Regions from separate parts of the Mus musculus genome. Here all the other regions are linked to region 3. The links are chromatin loops, found by intact Hi-C in ENCODE. Cell type or tissue: left cerebral cortex. All regions are shown on one strand. Each heading gives the region's core, and the rest is flanking DNA. Links, peaks and the distances in the headings are about the cores only.

Evidence for each region. Hi-C counts contacts between places; a loop is a spot of excess contacts. Peaks named below come from ENCODE experiments on the same cell type or tissue, not always from the same donor. Only the 100,000 strongest peaks of a DNase experiment are listed, where the experiment ranks them.
Region 1: a loop joins it to region 3, with 3 times the contacts of the local background. A loop is called at or near these places in 8 of 42 quality-filtered maps.
Region 2: it touches region 3 in a loop (3-fold over the local background); 10 of 42 quality-filtered maps call a loop at or near these places.

The regions. Positions count from the first base shown.
Region 1 is chr12:52,496,208-52,506,527 of GRCm38, forward strand. It overlaps a transcript of Arhgap5 not described here. Among named protein-coding and RNA genes, the nearest start is that of Arhgap5, 15 kb to the right of the region's middle. In left cerebral cortex, for the core only: a CTCF peak has its summit at 4,911 (motif pointing right); DNase peaks (open chromatin) are centred at 3,386, 4,904, 7,500, 8,537 and 2 more places; H3K4me3 peaks cover 2,660 bases; H3K27ac peaks cover 3,476 bases.
Region 2 is chr12:52,827,619-52,837,938 of GRCm38, forward strand. All of the region lies in intron 2 of Akap6 (A kinase (PRKA) anchor protein 6), which reads left to right. It overlaps Gm51971 (a long non-coding RNA gene), which reads left to right. Exons shown (of 2, transcript XR_003950181.1): 2 at 1-4,194. Among named protein-coding and RNA genes, the nearest start is that of Gm51971, 34 kb to the left of the region's middle. In left cerebral cortex, for the core only: a CTCF peak has its summit at 4,811 (motif pointing left); DNase peaks (open chromatin) are centred at 3,073, 4,820, 5,721, 8,552 and 1 more place; H3K27ac peaks cover 2,075 bases.
Region 3 is chr12:52,033,741-52,044,060 of GRCm38, forward strand. No RefSeq gene overlaps it. Among named protein-coding and RNA genes, the nearest start is that of Gpr33, 11 kb to the left of the region's middle. In left cerebral cortex, for the core only: a CTCF peak has its summit at 4,756 (motif pointing right); a DNase peak (open chromatin) is centred at 4,786.

The DNA.
Region 1 (10,320 bases), core at 1,363-9,362, 460 kb after region 3:
TCCAGTGTGGCATCAAGAGCTGACTGGAGAGGGTGGGGAGAAGTGAGGGTTTGGAGCTTATGTAAATTATGAGGATTGTCAGCAGCCCATCGTCCCATCACGAGGCAGATACACAGAACACTGTCAAAACCAGAACCCTTTTATTGGAATCAGTATGACACTTGGGATGTGTACCAAAATAACAGGGCCCCCGCAGGCCACACGGAAGATGCACACACAGTAAATCAGAAGTGAAGGGCCAAACTGCAGTAATCTCTTTTCTTTTTCATCTCTAAATCACTGTGGCATGTGACTTCTTTAGAGTCAAGAAGTTGCCTTGCCCTGTAAAACAACAACAACAACACAAACTAAACAACAACAGTAACACATCCCTGAAATGGAAATAGCAACTGAAAAACTCTAAAATTGTCCTTTGAACCACTCTAAAATTGTCCTTGGCTTAAGAGTTAAGCACTTTTTGTAGACACTAGTAATGAACTAATAGCAAGGACACACCCTAGTCTTGGACCCTTGCTTTTGATCACTATGTCTCAAAAGTCCTGCTCAAGGCTTATGCTATTGAAATGAAGATTCTAAGTGTGTGTGTGTGTGTGTGTGTGTGTGTGTGTGTGTGTGTGTGTGTGTGTAGAACGTTAGTGGTTACCTGGAGCTAAGGATAGAAACAAAACTGATCATAAATGGGCAAAAATGGAAAATATGCAGCCTGGATAGGATGGCTACTGAGACTCAGGATGGGCCCCTCAACTATACTGTTGAAAGGCAGAGTAATGAATGAATTTGGGGAGCTTAAAGGCTGTGATCTTAGGAAATAAACGGTTATTGTTAGGGAAAGAAAAAAACAAATCAGTAGATCTTACAGCTTGAATGGGGAAAGTTTGTTCAGAAAGGTCTAGAAATCCAAACCTAAAGACAGGGTGGGGTTTAGGAATGGGGGTTGTTTTGGAGATAGGGTTTTGTCCATGTAGTCCAGGGTGACCTAGAACTCACTATGTAGCCCAGACTGGTTTTGAATTTGTAGCAATCAGCCCTTCCTGGGATTACAGACTCATAAATTTACCTGGAATGAAGGTCAGGTTTTTTTGGGGGTGGGGTGGGGTGGACCTATCCTTTGTTTGGTTAGTATTTAATCTTTGTGGAGAGGGATGCAGTAAGAACAAAACTGAAACGGAATCGAAAGCCAGGAGCAGCAGTTTTGTCCTGGGTGTGGCAGTGGGTGTGGGTGAGGGCCACGCTAACATAAACCAGGAAGCAGGAATGCTGCTCCCCAGGTTCAGTGTGCAAAACAGCCTCACTGGCTAACATGGGAGTGGAGAAAGCTAACATGAGAGTGGAGAAAGTTCTCTGAATAAGCACAAATAGAAGCAAAGGCCTTTGAAAAATCTTAGCAGTGAACAGAACCTGAGCTGAAATCCTGGTCTTCTGCTTTCCCAGTTCAGTGGTCTTTCACGACAGACTGACGCGTTGACACTAACTGTTTTGCACTGTAGTAAGATCATTGCTATTTCTTCTTAAGCTGGTATTGTGTTCAGTAGTATGCAGTGATACATAAGAGCTGGAGAATTGCCTCCACTTAGAAAGAGGACCCTCATGGGATGGCAGAATGCAAAAATAAATGTGTAACAAATCCAAGTGAGAGACCATCTAAATGAAATATATTCTATCATAAAACTACTTTCATTTAGAAAGTTAGACAGGAACCCCTGGAATGATCTACTTCCTTTATCAGCACCTGTGAAAATGATCGATTAGACTATCCAGTAGATGTTCCATGAGACCATCTCCAATATGGGTCATGCTATTTTCGAAACAGGGTCTCATGTAGCCCAGACTGGCCTTAAACTCGGAGTGTAGCTGAGGATAACTACTAAACTTCTGATCCTCTTGTCTGTGATAGTGTAAAAAAAATTATGAAGCATTTCATGTACTCCACCTTAAGTCAAATAAGTCAAATTATTATAAGATTAAATTTAAATGGAGCCCATTTTATTAATATCATTGTTATAAATTATTATTAATTATTATTTTTTTTGTTATTATCTGCAGTGCTGAGGATGGACCCAAGGACACCCAATGTTGGTGCTGGGTTCACAGACATGGAAAGCCGTATCTGGTTTATGTGGGGCTAGGATGGAACCTTATAGTTACTCCATGAGCATTCTATCAACTGAGCTACATCTTCCACCTTAGATAATAGTATCGATTGGTAGATTTAAGAATTTAAAAACAGAGTCATCAAACATAATTACATGCATGTTCTTTGGTTGGCATGTTTTTGGTCTATAAGAGCTTTAAAAAGCCATCAAAGTCGTATCATCTAGACCCTACACGTGGCAATAATATGCTTACAAAGGATGCTTTGTTTTGCCAGAGGTTAGCATAAGTGGAGTCAGACAATGCCCAAAGTGGTCAGCCTGCGAGAGACAAACAGAAAGACTAAAAAGCAAAAAGCTGAAGGACAGTAAAGAGGAAGGTACACCTTAGGATGAGGAAACGAATCAAAAGGAAAAAGACAGATGGAGAAAAGAAGGAAGTTAGCATTAGCCACAGTTCCACAGAGCAGGTTAAATATTACCTTACTGGTCAATGATGTTGCCATCTTGTTTGCAAACATTTTTTTTTTTTTTTACACAAACCATCATGGCATTATTGCTTCTTAGTGAGACTTCACTCTGCATACAATACTGTGGTCATTTTTCTCAGTGAATATATACTTCTAAAATATAATTTTAAATATTTCCTTACAAGGCTAAGTGTACGGCTCAATGATAGAGTGCTTACCCAGCATTGCGTGCCCTTGGGATCCATCCTCAGCACTGCAGAAAGTAATAATAATAAGTGAAAACGATGATTAAAATGGGCTCCACTTAAATTTAATCTTGTAAGAATTTGACTTGTTTGACTTAAGGTGGAGTACATGAAATGCTTCACCAATTTTTTACATTATCTCAGAATTAAAAATGTAAATACTTCTAAGAAAAAAGTAATTATTTAAAAGTCATTCTTATGAAACAAGAGTTAGAAATAAAGCCTATGACATAGGCCTGTTCTGGGCTGTACTGCAGAGGCATGGGAAGTCAAATTACAGAAAGAATTTGACTATTATTCCTTACTAGCTACCAGTACTCAGGAGGGTGAAATTCAGGGCTAGTAACCTAGGATGTTACATAATAAAACTCTGTCCCCCCAAAAAAGTATTTAGAAATATATAATAGTTGAGCTAGAAGAACTATAATATTTTAGTTTCTTTTTCTTTCTCAGGAAAATGCATAAGCATGGACTGGCAACACAAATATTTACCATCTACTGTAGCTTATAAAAAGGAGAATTGACAGAGCCTTAATTGCAGAGTGATTAGCTGTCTTGTTGTTGATTGCAGGAAACTCTTATGCTACACCAGTTCTTGAGAATGCTCCCTGGTGTCTCAGATCCATACTTATTTGTTGCTAGTGACTCATTCACCTACCAGAGAGATGGAATATGGAGAGACGTGGGCTGTACTTGGGGAAGGACAACAAAATCAACTTTCATAGGCTTTTTTTCCCCCTTAAAGTGATTATCTCAGCTGGTACTTCAAAATATAATCTAAATCTTTCTGCTAGTAATAAACCCCAGGAAGACATAAAACCTAGAGTGTTCCATGGTAGCAAACATTTGCTAAGCACTTGACAGAGAACCATGTGTTCCGTCATTGCATGGAGCCAAACTTACATTCATCATTTCTGTCCAGAAGAACTCACAACCTAAATCTGGTCTACACTAAGAAAGAGAGGATTCACAAACAATTAAAACGATGTACACATGATCAGACAGCCAAGCAACTCAGGTGTCTGCTCCTCACGTCAAAGGGTTGGGGTTTACACAGTAACAATCTAGGAGAGAATCCGAGTCCTTTATCCAGTCACCCTTTCAATTATATTTCAGTTTTACAGGGTTAACCTTATTGGGATTGATTAAATTCAAGCTGTGATCCTTCATAAAAACTCAACGGAGGGTCCAGATGGCCTAACAATACCCCCTTTTGCGAGAGGAAATAACTTGGAGACCTTTTTATTTTGTCTAATTAAAGTACTTGTACTGGTTGGGACCTGAGTGAATTGTCATTACTCTAAGAGAAGCCTGCATTACAAATAAACTCTCTAAAAAGAGTGATTGTTTTATAATAGCGTACTACTTTGACAATTTCAGTTGTGTCCTAGATATGACTAAGAGGGTCAGGAATATGACATTTTGAAGATAGACTCTGATAGCATCTTTGGGATTTCAGTCTGAAAATACGGTTCTGGAGAGTCAAGAGAACACGGCTCAGTGGAACAGAAAGGCGGGAAGGTCAACACATTCCTCTCCTTCTCTTCCATTCCTGTACTCACAATTACTTTAACTCCCTTAACTCTTGTCAAAATATTTTCCTCGATGACAGCCAAGACATGCTTAGCACCCTTTCATGCTGAAACTATCATTAGTAGCGGTAAAACAGATACAAGGAAACCCTAGGCATCTTAACTCAGCCGATGGCTCAGGGGCTGCTTGTATACCATCATTTGCCCACTTGCAGAAGCAAAGCCCCCTCTTGCCATGCTTTCCCACAGCAGCAGTCTTAACTTCTGAGACAGAATTCTAGTGAGGAGATGGGAATCTGTTAAGAGGGTTGGAAATGAGTTGAGAAATGCCATAGGAAAATAGAAAATAGTCTTGCATGTGCTTTTCAGAACAGCCACTTATATCATTACTTCTCCATCTTTGTGTCTGTCATTAAGACAATATTCTGAGATTGTCTCTTCTCCAAAAACCCTTTTTGTGTCAGTTAGGCAAACATACTGACTCTACTTGTCAAGAAGAATGTCTTATGTGTGACTTTGTGTGTGTTCTTGGTTGAGGCTCCCAAAGACAAGGCTGTTATGATCAGGGATTTCCAGCAGGGGGTGTAACTGCTTCTGTAGGGTAAATTTCTGTGAGTTTATCATAGTTCATGCATTTCCAACAGAGGAGAGGGTAGAGTCATAACATTTTTTTATGACTGTATTATCTTTTGTTCCAAAATAACCATGAAAATTAATACTCTTGTTAGGATATGTTGGAGAACTATTAGTCTGTAGAACAAATATTTAAATGAAAACCCTAAAATGCCTGACTGGAGTGTTATTCGTCCTCCCTCCTCCTCCCCCCCCCTTTTTTTTTTTCAAAGAAAACGAAGAACAAAGCTCTGGGTGATTTTAATTATCCAGTACAGCAGATGAAGCATTTACATTTTTTATTCCAGATAATAAGAGTAATAGATGTGAGAAGGCTGGGTAATATTTATTCCAGCTCCCACATAGTACCACCAATGAGCTTAAAGAACAATTTCCTCATTTTTTTTTTCTTAAAATATTCTCTTTTGGGCGGGGAGGGTGAATGTTTCAGTTTTTCCCCCAGAAAGCGCTGCGCCCGTTCAGGTTTAAGAATGGCACTCTCTACTCACTGCTTAGTGCGTCTTATCTACAAGCATAGAGACATTATCAGTCACAGAATGCTGGCTTCTAATCCCCATTTTAAGATTTCTATGGCTACAGAATGCCATGCTTTATTTTTAAAAAAGAAATAAGTAACAAAGACAAAGAGCAGTGGCGACTTATATGTTCTAGTGAGTAGATTACTATTAAAAGTAAGCAACGTTTTACGTTTCCAAAACTTCTAAGTCAAGATAGATGATGCAGGACTAAAAGGAATGCCAGGTATGAAAATTGTTGCTTGTAAACCGTGGTAAAATTGGGGGAGGGTCCTTTATTAAGAGCAATGATATTTCAAGTCGTTTCTGCACCTGGTGTCAGATCCTGTAGTTGAAAATTATGCCTAATGCTAATATTTCTTTTATGAGCCTTGATTTATTTGACTTCTCATATGTTACTAAATACCCATGGTTAAAGATTTTCTGGTTGTTTAGAAAATAATTCCAGAATCATCTTAGCATGAGTACCATATAGTACTTAACATTCTATTCAATTCAGGTTAAGGTTTTTAATTGGCTCCAGGCATTGTTTAAGGGTTTTTAGTACAAAGATTTAAAAAAAAAATACACAAAACCACATTCTGTTCAAGCCTAAGTAGGGGATTCGAGCTTCCTCTTCTTAATTTTCTTCTCTCTTCCCTTCTGACTGACTTCTCTGTGTCACTTTCATTGCAATGGTCCTCAGCTTCCCCTATTGTCTTAGTTTGTAAGTATCCTCAGAGCACAGCCTCTGGTGCAGCAATGGATGGAATCAAGGATTTTAGTTATGACTTCTTAAAATTAAGGAGCGAATAACAGAGGAATTAGAAATGTCTTTTCTGCTTCTAAACTATTTTAAGTTTACCTTTGAGGAATAATGAACCGTGGAGGGACACAGGGAAGGAACAAATGAACAGATCTTCTGCTGGAATATTGTGACAGATTTACTGACAAATATTTTCTAACCAATTTGTACCAACAGGCAGTTTTTGTTTTCTTTCCTGACAGAGTGTAAATTTACTTCTGGATGGCAGCAGCTACGCCATTATAACACTAAAAAGCAACCTTGGCTAACTTCGGTACCTTATGTAGCCTATGAATAATTTGAATTTTAAAGCATTTTTATATATTTACTGATGATAAACTATTTTCAGCACAGGAAATGAATCTTGCTCCAAAGAGAAATACTCCCCCCAAGTCACTTTACATGAACCAATGAATTGGAGCAGATTTACTTATTTTTTTTCCTTCTAACATCTCCATTTAAAATTAGGGTGACCTTGGGAAAGTCACAAATAGTTCCTTCAGAGCTTAAAGGCCTTGATTTTCCTTCGTTCAAATTCTCTCTGCCTTTTCACGTCAATGCACAGATGAATAATAATACATAGAAAGCTCAACCAACGTACTCCCAAACGCGTAATTTCTAAGTCTCAAAAAAAGACCGAATGTATTCTAAGGCAGTATCATGAAAGTCGGGAAACAGAGTTGGAAGTTGAGCTTATGGTGAGCCCTTGGGGCTACCCTAAACCATCTAAATCTTGGCGTGTGGCTCAACTTCCCTAAGAATAGCCAGGATCAAGGGCCTGCGTCTGTGTCGTGCCCACGGGGAAAGGACTCCTCTTGCTCACGACTAGCTCAGGCTTCTGTCTGAGTGGCTCCAGGTGCCGGAGAGCGACGCAGCTCAGGCACATTCTTTCCTTTGCATTCTTCAGTGCCCAGAGACCTAAGACTCCAAGGGATTTATGGAGGAACGATCGGCGCCCAAGCCATGCCTTGCAACGGCTAACACAACATTGAGTTCCTTTGCAGGACTCCGAGTTACGGCCAAATACCGAAGGAAGGCAAGGGAGAGGGGCAGGGAAGGCTCGGCGACCATGCTCGGCGTGAGGCGCCTGAAGCGTGGAGGATGGGACGGAGGAGGAGCGGAACGCGGAGAAAGGGGAGAGCGGAGGAAAACCACTCACGCCAATGGGTAACAGGGAAAAGGTGAGAAGGAAGGGAGTAGGAGCGGGAGCCAATGGGTGGGAGAGGCGGAGAAAGGGGGAGGGGCAGAAGCCAATGGGGAGCGGGCCTGGAGCGGGGACGCGGCCCCGCGCGCTCGCGCGCCCCCTCCCTCCGGCGCGGCAACTCGCGCCTCCTCGGCTCCCGGGAGACGAGGGCAGGGGCGGGGCCGAACCGGGATCGCGGCTCGGGAGGCGTCTGGAGGTGAGCGCCGCGGGGCGGGGGAATTCTGGGGCGGGCGGCGCGGGCACGCACGCACGCGCGCCCCCGTGCTGCCCGCGCCACCCCCGGCCGGGTGTGTGTGGCTTCGCTCGCTCGCTCGGCCGCGCGCGCGCGTGCGTGCGTTCCGGCGGTGCGCGCCGGGAGAGATGCTGAGGTAAAGTTCGGGAGAGAGAGAGGGAGAGATCCGTCAGCGCGAGGAGCCCGAGTGGCCGCCATTACTGAGCCCAGCGCGACGGCGGGCGCGGGGGAAGGGGGGAGGGTCGGGGCTGCCGCTGCCGGCGAGCGGGCGGGTGACCGGGCAGCGCGAGCCGCGGGGCTCGGGCTTTCGGGGCGTGTGTGTCGGCGAGGGCGCGGGGAGCGCGCCGGCCGCGAGAGGCGAGCCGAGAGTGGAGGAGGCGGCGGCGGCGGGAGCGCTCCCCAGGAATGTCGCTGCCGCCGCCACCGCCGCGGCCGCTGCCGTTGAGGAGGCGACGGAGGAGACCGGCGTTGTTAGGTAGGACCTCGGAGAGCCCGCTGCGCGGGGCCTGCCTCTCCCCTCCCGCCGGGGACCCTCGGTCGCCGCCGCCGCCGCCGGTTGTAACCAGTTGAAGGGGCTGGGGCCGGGCGCCTGGGTCCTCACAGGCCGGGCCGCGGGGATACGGTCGGCTGAAGGGCAGAGAGGCCGGAGAGGGGGCCGCTTTCTCCACAGGTGACCGGGCCGGGGGCGGCGGAGGCCTGCTGATCGCCGAGCTCGTGCCGGCCCCGCCAGGCGTCCTCTCCCCGCGCCGCCACCTTCACTTGTCCGGGGCTTGGAGGGTTGCGCGGGGAAGGAAGGTGGCGGGGTCGGCCGGCTGGGCTGCTGCTGCTGCTGCTAACGAGTTCCACCTGGAAGGGGGAGCGCGGTGGGCGCGGATCCGCAGACACAGGACCGCGGCTTGCAAACTTAACCGCCTTTCCGGGGGATCGGCCCTTTCACTTTTTTCTTATCTCCTCGGCTCCTCCCTAGGTTCGCCACCACGTTCCCAGCTGCTAAAGCTTCGGGGTAAGGGAGTGAGAAGTTGCACTGCGCAACCCAAACACGGGACTCCGTCCTGTCGTTTGACTGCTCCCAGGGTTGGGGCTTGGATCCCGAGTTTCTGTTGGAATAACCTCTAAAAATTTCCCTCGGTTCCCAAGCAAAGAAAAGTATCGGGGTGGGGGTGGGGAGCAGCTCGGGAGCGCGCGTGCACTTCTCCACACATAAATACACTCCCTCACACCCTCCCTCTCCAGCGTTATTGGGAATGCAAGTGAGGTGCAAGCTCTGGAGAAGCTGAGGCTGCAGGGTGCTAGAAAGTAAGGACAAACTATTAGAACGACTAATAAAATTCCGAGAAAGTTGGAGGGGAGAAGTTCATACTTTTACCATAAGACGGGAATCCAGTTTGGGCCAGTGCTTAGTAAATAACAAGGAAACATACACTAAATCAAAACCAAGATAGTGAGATGAGAGGACTTCCTCAGCCATCTAACCTTATATGTCATCAGCTTATTTTTTCTTTGGGAAGGTAGAAACTAAGGACATTTTTAAAAATGTTCAAGTAACGAAACATTTTTTTTTCTCTGTTTACTAGTGTTTGTGCATGTTGCCTTCCGCAGGTGTGTGAGGTGGGCATTGCCCATTTTACTTAAATCCAAAACCAATTTCCAGTTTGAACAGGATGTTAGGGATTGTTTAACAGCTTTGAGGAGACCCCTCACTTCATGGAAGAGTTCTCTCAATCTCCATCTAAGACAGTTCTTCCGGCAACCATTACATCCAGATGTGACTATTCCGGAAAAATACTTTGGTTTAAATATAGACTTCACCAGAATGTATTTGGAAATATTTTACTGTCAGTTCCAGTTTATTTGGATGCTACTCCTTTTCAGTATTTTTACATACTAAAACTAATAGTTTAAAGTAACCTGCAGCTTCCAGAAAAATGTTGCTTTAATTTTAAATTTCTCATTTTGTGCCTTTTTAAAAATCCTTTGTAATTGACCTATATTTTACCTGTCTATAGAATGTAGAGCAGAGGAAGAAAGTTATAACTGTGGGTCACAAAAGCCTGATAAGGCATTGGGGAGGTTTATATAAATTGTAGATTTAAAGGTGAGGTGTATTTGCTTATTAAAGAACCATAGCTATTGGTCTGATTGGTTTAAAGCAGAATCCAACAGTATAGACAACAGTATAGTTAACTATTGATTTGGCTGTCTTCTTTAGCTACATTCTTTAACTCAAATTAGCATGCCTTATTTTAGAGAACTGGTAATGGTACATGTGGATAGAAAACACTGTCACAGAATTGGTGCTTATTGGTTTTTTATCTTTGTCCATTTAAACTGTATAGGTGATTAGATTTTTTTTTTCCTTCTCATGGTGCTGGACATTGAAACAGACTGTTACTTGGTGCTCTACCTCCAAGCTACATCTCCAGTCTCTTTCAAAATTGATTCAGTGTCTTAATATCGCAATTATCTTACATGGTATTTACATTGACTATTTATGTCCCATCTCTCCTCTTTTATAAAAAGGCAGATTTAACACATTTTTTGGTGATAAAATTTTTCACCTTGAAGGTTAAGGCTTTATATGAAATAAAATGCTGTATTTGCCTTTCAGAGGGTAT
Region 2 (10,320 bases), core at 826-8,825, 790 kb after region 3:
TACAGTAATTGTAAAGAAAATGGGCAAGAGAAGATATTAATTACCAAACAAAATTATATTTTAAAAAGAGACGCAACATACTAATGTATTTGCAGATAAAGAAGGTATACCAGAAAGATATGCCCACATCTATGGAAATGATATGAAATTCTCCTGATGAAGCCAAAAGCTACTAAGAAAATGGTTTAAATTATGAAATGCAAACAGGAGTAAGACTTGGAAACACTCAGGCTGAGAAGATAGCTCAATGGGTAAACTGCTTGCTGGGTAAAGTGTGAGGACCCAATTTCAGATCCTTAGCATCTGAAGAAAGCCAAGCACAGGCCTGTAATCCCAGCACATAAACCAGAGGCTGAATAACCCCAGGGGCCTCACTGGTCAGCTAGAGTAGACTATCAGTGAACCACGGAATCAATGAAAGAGCCTCAGAAAATAAGGTAGAAAATGATAGAGGGAGGATACCCAGGGCCAGCTTTGGCATCAGTGAGTTTATTCACAAACATGTACATGCACACATATGTACACACATACTTGAATTTGGACAACTCAAGTTTCCTTATTAAAGAGAAGGAAGATCTTTAAAATCAGGCGGAAAAAAAAAAAAAAAAAAAAAAAAAACCTCTGAAAATTAGAAGTAAGCTCGGTGTGGCGGTGTGTGCCTTTAATTCCAGCACCCCAAAGGCAGAATCAGACAAGTTTCTAAATTCAATGTTCGCTAGGTCTACACAACAAGTTCCAGACCAGCTGGGGCTGTATAATCAGACAGTATCTGAAAAAGAAAAAGAAGAAAAAATAAAAGAAAGAAGGGAAGAGAAAGGAATGAAGGAAGGTAGCGAGGGAGAAAGATTGAAATTTTTAGGAAAGGAGCCTAAGCTAGAAGGAAAGAACAAATGCACACGAGCACAGCAGGGGATAACTTAGGGATGCTGGACTCGTAACAGCTCCAACCTGGAGACAACCCAGATACCCATCCACTGGTAAACACACACACACACACACACACACACACACACACACAAATACACAGAGAGGGGTGAAAGGGAAAGAGAGGGAGAGGGGGAGAAGGAGAGAGAGGAAAATGTCTCCCATATAGAGGACAAGAGGACCTACTGAGAACATAACAAATTAACTACTTTTGTGTACAGTCACATTGATACATCCCAAAGCATTATGTTGCATGAATTACATAAAGCACAATAAAAACTGCGTGCTGTGTGACTCCATTTAAATGACATTCTAAAAATGGCAAATATCTAGGGGCTGAAAACTGTGGTATGTATCTCGGTCTTGCTGCTGTTTATCTTCAATAACAGTTGCCAAACTCTACACTTAAGAAGATAAATTATATTGCATGTAAATCATGTCTTAGTTAAAAAAAAAAGATAAGAGGATTTGAGAAAAAGTGATCACCACAGGCGTACGGCCAGGAAGTTTGAACTTGTGCATCTCAGGCACCTTGGAGAAGAAGCTGCGGCAGTGTGGTCCCGAGCAGGAAGTCGCCCAGGCTCACGAAAGTTCCTCAAATAAGGCTGTAGGTGACTGAAAGGCAAGCCAGTGATTCAGCTGTTCTGGAGTGGAGACCACAGTCACACTTGAAGGAAATTAGGGTATGTTGTTCCTGTGAGTGGTTCTGGTGGGATCTTTTGTAATCAGAATGACTACAGAGATCCCCACATCCATGGAGCATGAAGCTCGCAGTGAATTCTTCTCGCTAATAAAATCACGAACGGGAAGACATCATATGCAACCCTCTTGCCAAAACCACACACCACCGTATATCAATCATTCTGAGAAGGGTGGGGAGAGAGGAATGAAGAAAAAGAAGCCTAACCACAAGCAAGCCTCCAGATCTGCCAGTTTTCAGGAGAGGGGATTGTGCTAAACAATTCGAGTACAGTAAGCAAAAAAAAAAAAAAAAAAAAAAAAAAAATGGAGTCTGGGAAACTTTGCAGGGCATACAAGCCTGTTCCTTCAGCAGAACTCCAGGAAAGAGAATTCAGGGATAGAGCAAATGTGACAATAGAGGTAAGAAGAAACGCATTACCACTCAGTGGCTGTACCCCTTTTTGGGTAATGATTAAAAATATAAGGCATAAGAACACGACAGTTGAGAGAGTGCAGGCAGTAATTTATATTTTAACACTAAGGAGTTAACTTTAAATGGAATCTACAGTGGCATTGTGGTTATAGTTACAAAGCAGGCAGGGCTCTTGTGTTTTAGCTGTCTGTACTGCAATCCCACTGTGTACCCGCTTTGCTTACCAGAAGGCTTAATTATAATTGGGGGAACTCAGATAAAGTGGGACTGGCTGAAGACCCCATCTGATTTGCTCAGTGATGGATTCATGGAAGCTTATGATTCTTTCTTACCCTGCTTTTATATCTTTGACATTTTCCAGAATGAAAACTTTTTTTTTAAAAATAGCATTCATATAAGACTTCTCACAAACCTGTAACAAAAACGTTATCGTCCACATAGACAGGAAGTGTTATTGCAGAGGTGATCATTGGCCTCAAACGTGGAGGCCCATCCTCAGACACCCTGTCTTACCGCTGCTTGTTTGACCGTGTTATCTTCAAATCAGAGATGGGCATATCATGGGTTGGCTTTCTCTTCCCAGTGCTCTGACAGCCAGCTGTGAGCCCTGAGGTAGTGACACTCCTTTCAACCGGAGCCCTCCGCTCCCTTGACTCACATTGCTCAACTCTCCATCCATCACCACAGATGAAAATGCCCTGCTTTTATTTGCTTCTGTTTCCCCCTCTCATTTTTGACTTTCTTCTTTCTGTCCCGCTGCCGTGTCTCCCTGAACCCCTTCCTTCACTTCGCCAAGTGACTTGTCGCCTGCTGGCTGTGCTCTGGACACCATCTCTCTGCCCCTCCCACACTAGTGATGGCCTCTCTACCTCTCCAAGCACTGGATTCGGCAAAGGAACCTTTCACTGGGCATGTGCAGAGCTGGAACCTGATAAGAACGCTCATAATTACACGCTTATTGTTGGGGAAGATGCTGGCATCTTGAATGCCAAGGACATTGAGAAGAAATGACATCAGAAAGGCTAGTTTTATACCCCAAATATTCCATACTCTATACTCCTGGAGGAGTGCCAATCTTCGTCCCTATATGCCTTGCTTCCTACCCAGGAAATGAGTACACTGAAGCCTTCAGCAACAACACATAGATCTTTCAAGGCACACGGCATTAAAGTGGAAGATCCTTGTGGGCTGGGACTTTGCTGATTTGGGTTTAGGCCTCTGTGTGTAGATATGCTGTGGCTGCAAGCTTCTACAGGATGTTAAACACTTTTGCTGAGGTCCAGTGGATGAAGATCTTTGCTGGCTCACCCAGCTGCAGTGCCACATGAGAAAGTGTGGTTTGAAGCAGTGGGTTTTTCACTTTTGGTGTACTTTGCTGTCTTCCTGCTTCTGAACATTGTCTTTCTCAAGTACCTCCTGTAGACACTCACGTTTCTTCCTCCTTATCAAAGTCCTACCATCAACATGACAACCTTCAAAGACTCGCCAGTCCCCCAGTGCCCTGCACAGCAGTTGGGCAAAATCCTTTGCTGAAAAATTTTCACATTGTTTTCATCAACATTAATATTTCTAGATATCCATCGCAGACCATCAGTAGTAAATAGCTCTTCATAAAATAGGAATGGGGGTCCTCTTGCTCCTGCTCTTGCCTTCCTGTTCCTGCTCTCTCGCTTTTCCTTTCCCCCCTCTCTCCATGTGTGCATGGCCGGCCTCTACTTCTCTCTCTGCCTTTCTCTGCCTCTACAAGCCTTTCAACTCCCCTACCCATGCCCTGAATAAACTCTATTCTATCCAAAAAAAAAAAAAAAAAAAAGGAGGGCTGGAGGGAAGGCGCACATAAATAAAAATAATAAGTCTTTTAAAAGAGAGAAAATGAAGGGACTAGGGGAAAGGGAGATGGATTGTCTTGCAACCCTTATGACCAGAGTTCCATTCCCAGAACCCAAGTCAGAAAAGGTGGGTATGGTGCTGTGCCTCTGTAATACCAGAGTGCTATGGCAAGAAGGGAAGTAGGGGCAGGAAGAACGTGTAAGAACTCACGTATCAAGAAAGACCCTGATTCAAAACCCAAAAAAACTCACGACAGCAGAGGAACAAGGTCGAGTGAGAGAACTAAACCTCTGTGACGTGTATTTACATGAATACACACACACACACACACACACACACACACACACACACGTGTAACGATTGCTTTCAACCCTGTAGTGATGTTACTGGTAGGCTTATTAAGCAGGCATTCCACTAGCATGCTTGCTGATCCCTCCTCTATTATGTTAATCCTCCCTGACTCATGGGTTTTACTGCGAGAACTAATGCAACTTCGTGAAATTGCTTTACTCTGACACGAGATTTTGTGCCAGGAAATCATTTCTAGGCATTGTCTGATCAAGTTCATCAACTTGCTACAAAGTAGCCCCTGAAAGCAAGAGAGGGCTTTGAGTTGCTCCCAATCGCCAACGCTGAGTTTTAGAACCTCCTTTGTATGACTGCACTGAACGGTCTTTGTGACCCATAATATTATCCAAGTAATTTATGAAGAATTAAAAAGCATACATGTACACATTAAAAACACTAATAGATTGTGCAATGTTTAAATTCCCAATAGATTAATGGCATTCTGCAGTAAAAAAGCCTTTAAAACATGTCCAAAGGTCTAATATAAACCCAAGATCATTTGGATTTCTATCTGTAAAAGTGTGGCAAGATTTAGTGACTCCCAGAAAGGAAGCCCCTGGACAATTGGCATTCACTTGTTCTGCAGCGCCATCTAGTGTTCATGGAGAAATGCGCTTTTAAGCCTCATCTTCCTCAGCCTTGCCTTGCTGCTAAGATTATCTATGCAGATTTCTACCTCTACCTGGCAGCCAATGATGCTTAGAGATGCTTCCAACTTACATAACCTTATATTAATTTCCACGGTGAAGGATCATTGATCGGTGAAGGATCAATCAACTAATGAGAAGAATTGGTGTATGTATCAGTATGCATATGTGATGTATTTTATTTCAAGACTACTATCTTTATTTCCCAATAAAATAGCCCATAGATGCTGGGATTTACTGGTTTACTTTAAATTTAATTGCCCTTACAAAAAACATCTTAAATGGCAAAACATTAATTTCCCAATTATTATTATAGCATTTACTATATAATATAACATATACCACAGTACAAATGTCCTATTAGGTCCGGGGACTGTCTTACATAATATTGCTCCCTTTATGCAACTTCCAAAAAATTCTTTATTGCTAGAAAAAGCTACAAAGCATCATCTGGACTCTAACATTCAGAGCTTTGCTGCCCTAAGTGTGGTTCCTGCACTGGACGCTTAGGCAGCCCCTTGGCAGATGTTAGCGTTGCAAAATGTCTGTACCCCACTTTGCCTCCCAAACCACACTTCTCACTTATGATATCCCAGAGTTTCAGATGTACATAAAATTTGAGAGGAACCTGTTTTAGAAATGTCTTCCCCTCATGTGCTCATTGGACAGTAGTCAACCAAAACTGGAGACTTCCATTACAATTTCAGATTTACGATATTTTATTCTTGGAGAAAGTTACATAACTTCCCTGTCTGACTCGTGGCTTATTTCAGTGTATCATGGTTGTTGCTGAGACTCACACAGCGGCTGAACAAAGAGAGTACATTCCTCCCCTGTCCAATCTGTCATCTTCATCTCTGCAGAACCAGAAGCTGAGAGGAACTGCCGACTGTGAAATTTAGGGCACGCATTCACTACCAAAAATATTTAAGTCTGCTGTGACAGAGTCATGATTTGAACCCACAGTAGGAGGCGAGGCTTAAATCTTCACAGCTGAAGCTCAAAGGAACACTTAGAAGTAAAAGGAGAGGTTTTAAATCATGGCTTTCCTTGGGCCTTAATTCTCTCTCTCTCTCTCTCTCTCTCTCTCTCTCTCTCACACACACACACACACACACACACACACACACACACACACACACACACGCACACACACCTTTAAACCTAGCAAGCTTCCTATGAAAATCAGAGTATTTACAGCCATCCATTCGCTTCTTTTTGGCTAATGTTCAGTTGGTTCATAATCTAATACTATTCCAAATTCACTCAAATTCCCCGAGACACTTATCTAACCATTTCAGATAACAGAATAGACTTCAAAGTGCAAGAAAATCTCTTTACAGGCTGAGGCTAGTTTGGAAAGTATTTTAAGTGCACAATTATGATAAGCCAGGTTCTTACATATTACAAAATTTTCCCCTTTTCTAAAATCTGGGCTAATAGCTATTAAATATTTCAAATTAAAACTCAAAGTAATATATTGTTGGTTCATTTAAAAATTTCAGAATTTAAAAGTAATAAATGGATTGGTCCATAGTCATGAAAATTATCATTGCAATTAACACATAGTTCCACAAGCTAGGCTAAATCCCATTATCTCTGTGGTTCTAATTATCGAAGGGCTTAAAGAAAGCAGAAGTTATTTGACCCGTGACTGGCCCTGCAGTCTGCTGGTGAGGGTATACGGTAACGCATGCTGCAGCAGAACTCAGATGTCCTAAACTGCAGATTATCATGCACAACCTTTCTTGGGTTGTCTTACACGTCAACAGGGAATTCCAAGGTCACGGCCACGAGCTAGGACGGATTCACATCCCCGTGCCTCTCGACTGCTGAATATATTCTACCTTCCTTTGCTTTTCCTGTAAATCCTTTCAGCATCCACTGGCTTAATTGGGGTGAATGGAGTCTGTGCCTCCCACTAGGGCAAATGTCTTGATTGAATAATTAGTGTTAATTGACACAGGCACCTCTGTCCAAGGTATGAAGTGTCTTCCTAGTTTATTTCATTATCTGTGTCTTTCTTCTCCATTTTACGGGATCCTGCTGACATTGCTACCTGACTGGATTGGCTAAAGTTAAAGCTGGGCATGCTGTTGCAGGACTCTGTTTGGAAACACAGATATTGCAGAGTGTTAGGAATCCTGGGGTATGACCTGGGCTAACAAATTATGAGCTCTAACTTGAAAAATGAGCCTTCAAAGCATAAAGCTTAGAAACCTTTGTTCTTACAAGAAATGTGACGTTTGACGTTTGTCACAGGTCCCTAGGCAGTCCATCCTGGACCTGGGGTTCTGAATTCTGCATTCTGAAGGTTTGTTGAGGATGAGAAAATGTCAGAGGAATCTGAAACCAGATCAAGCTGACCGATTAGCCAAATTATCCTCGAGCATCTACCGTAGAGGCGAGGGCTTTTAATCAGGAGCCCTGAGGTGTCTCCCTCCAGCTTTGGATCCTCTCCAGAGAGCAGCCAGGAAAAGCTTTCCCAGTGTGGAAAGCTCCCAGGGGAGATGTGGCCATGGTGGGACAATACCCAGGAAGGGCTCATCTGAGAGCCCCAGAGTAGCAGCTTGGGGAGTAAGAGCCTGAGCAGACAAGCAGGCCAGGCCACAAGGAGGAGAGATACACTAGCATTTCCTACAAGTGCCTTCTCTGTGACTGTTGTCATTAAAAGGGCTTGTTGTATCGGAGTGGGGGGGGCTTTAGCTATGGAACCATGAAACTTAATTCAGAAGAGACGGTGGGACAGCAGACTGATCTCTGTAATGTAAATGGCAGCTCTTCTGCTGAAAGCCATTGTGTCAACCGCTTGAGAACGTGGCAGTGACTTGGCAGGGAGATGGCAGAAAGGTTCTCTGGACCAACTGTCTCCTGCAGCTGTGAAAGACACACAGCCTGGCTGCCAAATGGTGAGCCCTTTTGTGCTCCGGCTGAGTTTCATTCACTCCTATGGCAACTTGAGGTTCAGCGTTCAGGAATATTAGTTTGGTCTGGACCATCGCCATCTCTTAGCAACCAAGGGAGATAGAAATTACCAGCTGGGTAATTTGATACTGGGAACCCGAAGGTCATGAAAATGGGGTATAATGGCTGTTTGTATTGAAGGGGGAGGAGGGAGGGGGGAATATGATGTAATCCTGATGTGTAGAAATGTTTGGAATGCCACAGAGATTACAAAGGAAAATCCAGTTCAAACTGGACTCTGTCTCACTCAGAGCGATTCAAGTTGGGCCAAGGAGCTCCTTTAAGCATGTATATTTTTGCTCAAATAAAAACCCCTTTGGGGTTTTGGAACTGCAGTATAGAAAATAGTTTACTCTGTATTAATTTTCTCTGAGGTTGACCCGTAGCTTAATTTACATTGAGTTTCGAAACAGTGATTTCGAGTAACATAAATAACAGGTTAGGGTTCTATTGCTCTGACTTCTGAAGGCACTGGGCCAGGGATGAGGATTGGGCTGGGAGAATGGGCAAGGGGAGACAAAAGTTGCTACAGATCTGCTTCCTGGATGCTCACACTGGCTCTAGCCCACAAGCGCACCAGCTCGTCAAGGAATTGCATGTTGGGAAACTAGAAACTGCAAAGCAGAAGCCAAAGGAAATTCTTGATAACAAGTTGTTTTCCTTTTCCCCTGGGCCCAGTGAAGGGACCATCTGTTTTTCAAACTAGAAAAGCCAGAAGATGCAGTGTTTGCTCCTGGAACGAGCCAAATTGTCATAATCTAATCAAAATTCCAAAGGATGAAGGGAGAAAGGAAGAGAGGGCTGGGGAAGCCAGGCGTGGCAGTTCCCTCGCTCTCTGCATTCCTGTAGATTCATCCAGCTGTTTTAGCAAACCAGCCTGGACAAGATGCATTTGAAGGGAGTGCGAATTACAGCAAGGAGGACTGGAAAATCCAGGGTTTTGCATGACAGGTAGCGGCCTGGTCTTGTTCTCAGGGGAGCTTGTTCACCTGCTACGCACGTGGTTCTTGTGCTGGCACAGTGGGCAGAGCGCCCTGCTTTCCCTGTCTCGGTTCGTGGTTAGACTTATTTGGCACACTCTGTTACAGTTGGGTCATGGATCTAACGCAGACAGCGGAGCGCGCCTTGCTTTTTCAGCAGTGCTAGGAATGTTTAATTCCTTCCATGCGAAGAGGTTTGGCATTTGATTTTGTGACCCAACTTCAATGAGGTGAAGTAAAAAAAATTATTAACATAAAATAAATCTCTTTTTATATATCCACTTCCTTGTATCCTCAGCCCTCTGGTTCCCATATCCAGCCGACTTACAACAGTGGAGGCTGAAGCCCATGGATTCACTGTTTCTATAGGTCAGCAGCAACTTCATATTGGTTGCTATGCGTAGCATAGACAAGCAGTGCAGACAAACAAGTCCTCTGATATGGAAACACTGTAGGATTTTGAACTCTACCATTAGGATTCTCTGAGAAGAGAAGGTCTCAGGAGAGGTTCTCACCCTTCCCAATGCTACAACCCTTTAACACAGTTCCTCGTGTTGTGGGCGACCCCCGACCATAAAATTATTTTATTGCTACCTCATAACTAGAATTTTGCTAAGGTTATGAATTGTAACGTAATTATCTGATGTGCGGATATGTGACTCTTGTGAAAGGGGATCCAAGGCCTGAGAACCTCTGGTTTCAAGGCTTTAAGACAACCAGAATGGTAGACTGTTTTGGCATCAAACTAAATCCATGCTACCTTCTGCTACACAAACAAAAGGCACGGGCGGCATCTTGCTGAGCTCAGTGCAGCCCCCAGAGCCACCAGGGTTTGTAGATTACTTCAACCTCATTGGATCTTGCATTTAGTTTAAGAACCCTTTTTTGACTGTCTCCTTCCCCATGGTTTAAAATGGTTCTGATTCTGAATCCGTTTTAAATTTCTATGCTCTTTGCTATGAAGAATGAGAAATATGCCAATTTTGGAAAAGTAGGTGGAAACTTTATTTATTTGGAAAAGTCCAGCCACATTCAATTTTAAATATATATATATATATATATATATATATATATAATTAAATATATATATAATTAGTACATATATTGTTTGAGGAAGTATATATTTTGAACTTTTCTGTCTGGCGATGGAGACATGAAGCTACAACCGATGAGTGTATTACAAAGGAATGGACATCAGGGTCTTGCATGTTTTACTTTGCATATGAGTTTGTGACAGTCACAGTAGAACTTTGCTTGACGTTTACCATGTGGCAGGTGCCTGGGCCGCATCTCCTCCTAATTCCACCTTCCTAGTTCAAACTCACGTAACAAATGGAAGAACTGAGGGATTTTTCTCCCACGGAGCCAAGGTTGTCAATGCAACTGACTTTCCAGCTGTCCCTGGAACCTGCCTTCTTGTCACTGTTCTTCCAGCCTTCATATTGGCTACACTTGTGTATCGTGTTTAGGGAACATTTTTCTTGTTAGTTCTTATTTTGAAGGTGGCGTTTGG
Region 3 (10,320 bases), core at 1,103-9,102:
CAGTACTTGAAGCCTGTATTTTTCATCTGGGCTGTAGGCAACAACCCCAGTAGTTCCCCTGTCCCCTGTCTACCTCTTACAGTACTTGTGCTACAAGTTTGGACAGCAGAACCAAAACCCTTAGCTTCCCCTAAAAGTCCTCGATTCCTTTTCTTTTTGCTCTTTAAACAGAGCACAGCCAGATGGAGAAGTCAAAGCCTTAGGAGGCATCTAAGCCTCCTGAGCCCCATTAAACATCCCCCGTGAAAAGCCTTCTCAAGCCCGCTGCCTTTCTCCGTCTCTGACCAAGCGTGGCCAGCTTGTTATATAGGTGCTGCGGTCTGAACTCAGGTCATCATACTTTATGCAGCAAGCACCCTGGCCACGGAGCCATCTCTTTAGTCCTAATTCTACTGCATTTGGTTTTGAGGGTGACTTGAGGGAAGAAAATATCATGTGCATTTACCTTCTGGCTCTGCAGCATCAAAATGCCACAAGTGACATAAAGAATAGGTATTGATTATTCTTACAGTTCTGGCGGCTCAGATTAAGTTCACATGACTGGGTTCCTTCTGGGCTTGTCTATTTAGTAGGCATATGGCCTACCTTTGGTTGCCTTTTAAGATAATTTGTGAATTTTTTTCCTCCCTCCTTCCTCCCTCCCTTCCTTTTTCTTTTTCTGTGTAGCATGTGCCACAGCATACACGTGGCATTCAGATGACAGCTTGTGGCACAACCTTCGGTCAGTCCTCTCCTTCCACTGCAATGGGCTCTGGAGGTGGAATTCAGTTGTCAGGCTAGGCCTTTATCCACTGAGCATCTCGTCCTCCTGCTGTCCTTTCGCAGGGCCTGCTCTTCGTAAGTGAGCCCTCCTGGATCTCTGTGAGCCTGAATAGTCTTTTAAAATATTTTACTTATTCATAAGGACACCAGTCAGATTGGTCAGATTAAGGCTCACCCCAAAGGCCACACTTTAACTTAGCCACTTCCTAAATGGCCCTGTCTCTTAGAGATACCTTGTTCTGAGATACAGTGGGTAGAATTCAACTTATTTGAATTCTGTGGGGGCATGATTTAGCTCATAACAACATAGACATGGGTGCCATACAGAGAATGTACTGAGGGGGCAACTGTGGAGATCTCAAGGAAATCTACAAGGAGACTGACAACTCAAGGAAAGGTCAGAGACGGAGAAAGGCAGCGGGCTTGAGAAGGCTTTTCGTGGGGGGTGTTTATGGGGCTCAGGAGGCTTAGATGCCTCCTAAGGCCTTGACTTCTGCATCTGGCTGTGCTCTGTTTCAAGAGCAAAAAGAAAAGGAATCAAGGGCTTTTAGGGGAAGCTGAGGGTTTTGGTTCTGCTGTTATTGAATTTGAGGCAGGTTTTAGATACCAAGTGATGATGAGGCTTTACCGGAAGCCAGCCTCGGTGAGACACTTGGAGCTGGGCCAAGTTATGTGGCATATGGCCTTTATGATTTGCTCTTGATAGGACTGTAGCTCTTTAAAACAAAACAAAACAAAACAAAACAAAACAAAACAAAACAAAACAAAACAAAACAAAAACCCCAAACATGCTTTTGACATCCTTAGAGACTCAATCTTTCCTAAACTAGGGTTCAATAGCGTCTTGTTAATTTGCAGAGTGTTTTTGTGGTATAGCTTATGTTGGATCCTCTGTGGGTTCTTTCTTCCACCCTTTCAAGCACTTCTCACAAGATAGAAGATAAAAAAGGGTAAAGAAGAAAGGAAAGAGGCCCCTGAATAAAGTCAGGGGTCATAAAGGGGTGATGTTATTATTTGATCACTTCCTGCTGATTAGGGGCTTTGAGTTCCTTGAGGGTAAGTTTGGTCTTCATAGTCAGGATATCTAATTTCTTCTTGTTTCTTTTTTATGCAGGACTACTTAACTCCAACCAATAGCAACGAGCAACAACCAACTAACCAACCAACAACCCACACCAACTCTTAGGGCCCTATCATTTATATACCCTTTGAAGAGTCCCCAGAACTAAAAATGTCACACAGTTGCAGAAACTATCTGCAGCTGGCAAAATCATGCCCCTACTAGAGCATGAGGCAAGTCATAGTCAGCTGCTGTAGAACATCTGAAGCAGCTCCATACTCCACATTACCCTGGGATTAAAATGAAACATATTCTTATAATATTTCTGTGTTTTTTAAAAAAACCAAAATTCCAAAATTGTCACTACACTGTAGTAACAACTTTCCATAGTCAGCTTGACCTAAGTATGGTAAGGTGCCCATAGAAATCACCTAGGAACCATTACCATCTTTGGAAGATGAAGTCACTTTAAAAAAAAATTTCTTCCTAAATGTTTATTTAGTAAGAGAGCATCTTAGGGTTTCATTGTTGTGAAGAAACACCATGTCTAAGGCAACTCTTATAAAAGAAAACATTTTATTGGGGCTGGCTTACAGTTTTAGAGGTTCAGTCTATTATTATCATGGCGGGAAGCATGGTAGTGTGAAGGCAGACATGGTGCTGTTGGAGGAACTGAGAGTTCTAAATCTTGATCCAAAGGCAGCCAGGAGGAGACTGTGCTCTGCAGGCACCCAGGAGAGGGTTTCATCATCACTGGGTGGAGCTGGAGCATAGGACAGCAAAGCCTACCTACACAATGATGCACTTACTCCAACAGGGACACACCTCCTAATAGTGTCACTTTCCAAGGACCAAGCAAACACATTCAAACCACCACAGAAAGGAGAATGAGAATGAGATCTGTAAAAGTTGATATAGATAATAAGGGAGGTCTTTCCATGCCAACACAAAGCCTAGGCCAGAGAGCTATGGACTTGATGAACTCTTTGTGAGAGGAAAAGGTGTGACTGACAGATGGGGAGCAGAAGAAGTATAGGAAGCAGAATGTTCAGTAGCAACAAGTTCATAGTCACTGCAATGCTTGGGATGAAGGCAGTGCCTTGAGCCATCTGGGACAGACGGGCCGGGTCAGAAGAGTCAGGAGGAGCTGGCTCAGTTTTGGTGAAAGACAAGGGATTACTGTGAATGCCCCTTCCTCCACATTACCCACTTGTCAAGGCTGACTAGTGCGCTTGGTTTTCCTGGGTCTGATGGTTCTTAAATATCTGAATTTCAGTTTTAAAACTTAGAAGGCTCCAGGGAAACAAATAATGTTGTCACCCTACAGAAAGAATCTGAAGAACACAGGTCTTCAGTACTTCAGTGGTCCCTAAGCAAACTTCAACCTACAATAAGTAAACATGCCTATGTGATTTGCCATGACCTCCTTAATAAAGGAGCTACCTTAACTTGCTTTATTTCTTAATGAAGTGCATAAATTATTATCTTAATGATCGGAGATTATTAGAGTGATCACATTACAAATTGTCTGGGAGAGCTCATGTTGTGAGTAGTGTCCTCTTTGTTCTCAGAAGGGGCCTAATTAATTTGGATGAGAAGTTGGAAGACCACTGTCCTGGTGTGTGTGTGTTGACTTGACACAAGCTAGAATTATCTGAGAAAATGAACGATTGAGAAAACCCTTCTATAAGATTGCATCTATGGTATTTTCTTGATTAATGATTTATGTGGGTGGGTCCAGTTCTCAGCAGGTTGTGGGGGTGTGCCATCTCTGGGTCCATGGAACCTGATGATATAAGAAAGCAGGCTGAGCAAGTTATCGAGAACAAGCCGGTAAGAGCGTATGGTTTCTGCTTCGGTTCCTGTCTCCAGGTTCCTTGGCTGTGACTTGGGAGTTGTAAGATGAAAGAAACCTTTTCCTTCCCAAATTGTTTTGGTCATGGTGTTTTATCATTGCAATAGACAGTAAACTAGGACACTCACTTGTCTTTAACAAGATGGCCTTTCTACTTCTTAAACAAAAGTACTGTTTTTTGATCTTGGCAAAGCATGACAAGTTTCCTTATTCCCTGAGTTTCATGGTGTGCTCTTTTGAGATGAGCCTCTAGTTACCATGTTTAACAAAAATTAAAACCATCTTCTGTTCAGAAGTACTTGGTCACCATTCCACATATGCAGCCAGAATTTTTCATATACACAGAACTCCCTCTGTAGCTTTTCATATTTGACCATCTCACTATTTGATGAACTATCACAGAGTTTTAAATGTTGCTTCTAAAAATTTAAACAATTTTTCATAACTCTGAGTAAGCAATAAAATCAGAAGTTGAAAGGGGAATATAATATAAGAGCCAAGAGTCAACACTGATTAATTTAAGTGGAAGGTGGAGGGAGAATTAAGAATTACTTAATTAAGGAAAAGTTTTCATTTTCTTTTTGACAGAGTCTCATGTAGGCATTAAAGCAACGTTACCCTTTTTACATGTATGTATCTTACTTTATGTGTATGAATGCTTTGCCTTCAATGTGAGTATGTATACCACATGTTTTCTTAGTGCCCTTGGAGGTCAAAAGAAGACATCAGATCTCATGGAACTAAAGTTATGGATGGTTGCGAGTGGCTGCGGGAATGAAACCTGGGCTCTCTGCAAGAGTAGAACCTGCTGAGTGATCTCTCCAGCCCCTAAAGCAGTGCATTTCTGAGCAAGGAATTAATGATGTAGCATATACTTAAACAATTACTAATATAACAACAGACAGGATTCATCGAGAGAGTATATATGGCATCTAAAGAAATTTTCCCAAATAAATCACTTTCCATACTGTTAGACGTAACTTCAGCTGTGGTTCACATTTCACAATGAAATTGAATGTTTCTCCTCACATGCCACGCACATTACTACCACTGTACACACTTTTCCCATTTTAATGAAAGTCACTGACCACTAGAGGGAGAAACAAGAAAAGCTTTGCAAAAATTTCATACATACAACAGGTGATTTAAATGCAAGCAATGGAATGTGCAGACTGTGGAGTATAGATTCAAGGCTGGCCATTAGCCTTGAACACAATACTGATAGGAGAGGGCTTGCATCTGTGAAATCCTGCGGAAATAACTTAATAGAGTGGTGCATGGCTGATTGGCTTGGTTATATTTTGGTTTAGTCTGTGCCTTTGACTAAGGAACAAGTACAAAAACTTAACCTGTGGAATTGGGTGAGTGAAGAGAGAATTAAATGCTGCAGATTTCAGAGGTGGGGACAGTGGCAGGTAGTTTAATATGAATACCATCAAAACAATTTCCCCGCACTTCACAGTAAGTGTATTTGATGATTAATACTTTTTTTCAATTTGTTTATTAGATATTTTATTCATTTACATTTCAAATGCTATCCCGAAAGTCCCCTATACTCCCTCCCGACCCCCGCTTCCCTACCTATTCACTCCCACTTCTTGGCCCTGGCTTTCCCCTGTACTGGGGCATATAAAGTTTGCAAGACCAAGGGGCCTCTCTTCCCAATGATGGCGGGCTAGGCCATCTCCTGCTACATATGCAGCTAGAGACACGAGCTCTGGGGGTACTGGCTAGTTCATATTGTTGTTCTACCTATAGGGTTGCAGACCCCTTCAGCTCCTTGGGTACTTTCTTTAGCTCCTCCATTGGGGGCCCTGTGTTCCATCCAATAGATGACTGTGAGCATCCACTTCTGTATTTGCCAGTCACTTGCCTAGCCTCACAAGAGACAGCTATATCAGGGTTCTTTCAGCAAAATCATGCTGGCATATGCCATAGTGTCTGCGTTTGGCAGCTAATCATGGGATGGATCCCCGGGTGGGGCAGTCTCTGGATGGTCCATCCTTTTGTCTCAGCTCCAAACTTTGTTTCTGTAACTCCTTCCATGGGTATTTTGTTCCCTATTCGAAGGAGGAATGAAGTATCCATAGGTTGGTCTTCCTTCTTCTTGATTTTCTTGTGTTTTGCAAATTGTATCTTGGGTATTCTAAGTTTCTGGGCTAATATCCACTTGATGATTAATACTTAATATCATAAATATATCAATGTTAAAAATAGTTAGATGGAATCAACTATTTGCAAGTTTCTTTAATCTTAAATAATTCATATGAATAATCCATATCAATATATGAATTTATGAAGACATAATTACTTGAAATCTTGTTTTGTTTGTTTGTTTACTTGTTTATGTCTTTAGAGACAGAGTTTCTCTATGTAACATTTCTGACTGCTCTGGAACTTGCTTTGTAGACCAGGCTGGCATTGAACTCACAGAGATCTGATCACCTGGGATTGAAAGCATGTGCCACTACTCCAAGGCCTAACTTACTTATGTTTTTATCTTCTTTTAGTTAGAAAATGTCTTTGGAACTTTTTCAAAACAGGTTTATTGTGGTTTACAATTCAAGGGTTTGACCATCACTACAGGGGAGTCATAGTGGTGGGAGCAGGAAGCATTTGGTCACAATGCACCCATAGTCAGGAAGCAGAGAGCAATATTGATCCCTGGCTCCTGCTTTTCTTTTTCTCTCAGTTCAGGACTCCACTTGACAGAATGATGCCATCCACATTCAGGGCAACTCTTCCTCTCTCCACAAGTTCAATCTACAAGCTCCCTCAACGTCCTGCCCAGAGGTCTGTTTCCATGGCAACTTTCCATCCCATGGAGTTGACAATCAAGATTAACCATCACAACAACACAGTTAACCACCCCTTGTCAATTTGACACTCAGACCATCACTCTGAATGATAACATCCAACTGCTGCCTCCTAAAGTCTTGTTTTCAAAAATACATGCAGAACATCTCTGGGACTCTCAAAGTCTTCAGCCACCCAACATTCAAAAGTTCCCTGAATTACTTTTTATTCTTTAGTTGTAAGGGAAACATAAAATATACTTCTCAACAGAAAAATGTTGAAAATCTACTTACTGCCAGGAACTCAGGATATTCTAGGTGGACTGGACATGAGTGTTTTCTTGAGAAGGAGTTGGCTGGGTTAGCAAGATGGCTCAGATGGTAAAGCTTCAGGTTGAAAGCCTGGCGTCCCGAGTTTAAACCCTGGAACTCACATAAAGGTGAACGGAGAGAACGGATTCCACCAATGTGTCCTCTGACCTTCACAGGTGCACATGGAATGCATCCCCCTCCCTCCCAGGTTTCGAGCGTGTGTGCCTTTGAACCAACATCACCTTCTCATGGTTCTACCCCAGCCTGTTGGCCTTAAACTTGAACTGTGCAATCAGCTCTGCAGATTCTCAACTCACCTGCCTCTCTAACCCTGGAAACCAGTTCCCACCTGTCTATGTACCTATTCATCCATTTATATATCATATCAATTCTGTTTTTCTGTGGAACCTTGATACTGGTGATACTAATTTAATACTAAATAAAATAATCTACCAACACACATTTACTAGGTACCATTCTGATTCTAGTGCAAAACAATGAGAAATCTATTTGGATGATACAATTTTATAGAGAATTGAATAAATCTGAGTGCTATTTTAAAGAAAGGTATATACTAACACTAATGCTTTAACATGACTTACATAATTTATTAAGGTGAAGGAAACAATTAGAATTGTAACTTGGAGAAAAGAATGAAAATAAATTACAATTTCAGTAGCCAAATACACTGGTAGCATTTTGGTGTTTTTTGTTTTTGTTTTTGTTTTTTGAGACAGGATGTCAAGTAGCGCAGTCTGGTCTTGAATTTTGTATGTAGATAGGACAACCTTGAACTCTTGATCCTCCTTCCCTCTAATTCTCAAACACTGGGATTATAGGCATGCACCACCATGCCCTACTGGTATATTATTTTTTCTTTGTAATTTTATAAAATAAATTATTTCTATGTTTTTGTTTCTGTTGTTGCTGCTGCTGTTAAACTGCTGTTGTTATTGTTTGAGATAGGGTCTCAAACAACCAGGCTGACCTTCAGTGTACTCTGTAACTGATGCTGGCCCAGAATGCTTGATCTTCTTGCTTCCATTTAGTTGCTGAGATTAGAGTCATAGGCTACTATCCTGTTTTTTTCTTTGCAGCATTTGATGCGCATTTAAATGCAGTATATATAAAATTGTGTCACACTTTTGGTGACACTGGAGAATGAAGCCAGGACCCTGCACATGCTATGCAAAAATGCTCTATTACTGAACTTCCTTGCTGGACCAATTTTTGCTAGTTGTCTGTCCTTCCCTCCCCCCCCCTCCTCCCCTTCCCTTCCCTGGCCTCCTCCCCTCCTCTCCTCCCTCCCTCTCTCCTCCTGATCCCTTCCTTCTCATTCCCTTCTTTTCCCTCCCCTCCTGTTCAAAAATATGAAGGGAATTCTGTGTGCTTGTGAGAACACTCCAAAAAATACAACAAGAGTTTCTTGTGACCTCAGTTTCTTCAAAACACAATTGTTCTTGGAATGTGTTTTCATGTTCCTCCCGGGCATAGTGGAAAGGAGTGAGGGCTTTTTTTTTTTTTGTTTTGTTTTTTGTTTTTGTTTTTTCTTCAGCTGTTGTTATTCATATGCCTTTACAGAAAAACACATTTTTGGTATGTGTGGCTTGTCCTTGTGACTGAACATTTTACTTACATGATTCTTCTTAACCCCCCAGAGTATACATTGTCTGATGCTCTGAATAGAGTTGGCTATTGCATGAGACTGGAGTCTGCCTCCGTTGTAGCCCTTACTTTCCTGGGTTCATGAAACCAGCTAGAGTGGCAACACCACCTCTGTCTGCCTCCCTGCCTCCCTGCCTCCCTGCCTCCCTGCCTCCCTGCCTCCCTGCCTCCCTGCCTCCCTGCCTCCCTGCCTCCCTCCCTCCCTCCCTCCCTCCCTCCCTCCCTCCCTCCCTCCCCTTTTCCTTCCTTAATTTATCTATTTACTTATGTACTTGTAATTATATTTATATCTATCTATCTTTGGGCATTTAAGTTGTATCTAAACATAGAATAATCCTCTTTGACTAAATCTACATAGGAGATTCTTTTGTGTGTTTTTATCCACTGCACGTGCTACATGTGGGAAGGTGTCAGGTCGATGAGAGGAAGCTGGAACTCTTGGTAGCATTTCTATGTTAAGATCAAGAAGAAGTAATTTTTTTTTTCCGGCATACAATCCTTTGTCGTGGCTTGTGGTATGTAACTTTAATTTTTTCTAAGTCTACTTTTAATGATGAACACTTTAACCTCCCTTTCATCCCACCACCCACCAGAGGTAGTAGGAAAGAAGAAAGACTATGGGGAAGCAGACCTGTTTAGAAATGGTTCTTTGGAGCAACTTCCATTGTCAGGAAATCAGCAGTTCAGTTCAGGAGTCAGCAGTGGAAGCTCGATCCCCTCACAAACACTTCACAGATGCGTACATCAGCAGTCCAGTTTGGGAGAGTCTGAATAGCAGCAGTCTTGGCATGACCTCGTAGGAACAGCCAGGCCTCAGCCTTGGCACGAGTCAGCAGGAGGGACCTGGAGTGATGCCAGAAGTTCTCAGCTGTGCCTCTCTCATCGAAGTGAAGATCAGCAAAGACACAAGACCAACACGCACTATGCAAGCAAGCTAAGCTCAGCCTCCATCACTCTCCGTTGGGTTCTATTTATAGCCCTCCATGGGTCTTGTTTCAGCATGTGCGTCTGTCTCAGGTGACCTCACTCTTCCAATCAGTCCGAGTCTGCAGAGGTGGCAAGAAACTGCAACATACCACCAAAAATTTTTTGGTGCATTTCTTTCTTTGGAGTCCTGACAAATGGAGCTCAACTACGCAATGTAGGGCAGACCAATACATGCTTGTCTTTAGCAAAGAATCCTTCATCATGTGTCCTTTCATGTGTTTGCTTTAGCAGAACATCCTCTCTCCTGTGTCTGCTTCAGCTAAACGGTCCTTCATGAGTCTGCCTTAGCCTTTCACACTTGTGTCCACTTTAATGAAATGTTCCTTCACACGTTTGTCCTAGCTAAACACCATCCAACTGACTTTCCAAAAAACCCTTAAGTTTCCACTTTAGTGTCCACTTTACTGTGATACTTCAGTGGTTTTCTGCTGGGTGAGGAATGGTATCTGTAATTGCTTCTGGATTCTGAGATGTGTAATATAGCTTTAGCAGGAGTTGAACGTCAGTTTGTTTAGAATTAGAAAGCAGATAGGCCAGTTTACAGTGCTTGAAGATATCCATAAGTCTAAGGTCATAGGATGTGATCACCTAAGCATTATTAGTTCAGGGAAGTGAGAGAGCCCAGAGTGTATTGCCTCCCAGGATCCTCAGCATGATAAGACAGTGCTCTATCACTGAGCGATATACCCAGCTTCCATCAGCCCCTTTCCAAGACTCACTTTTTATTTTGTGACCCACTGATTTTAACCAAGGCTGTCTAAGTCACCACTGGATTGGGGCTATTCATTGGAGCCTGGTGAAGCCACAGGTAGGAACACAATCATGACTTCTCCTCTCCCTGAATATATCTTTAGCAAATAGTTCAGCAGTGGGGGATAGGGTTC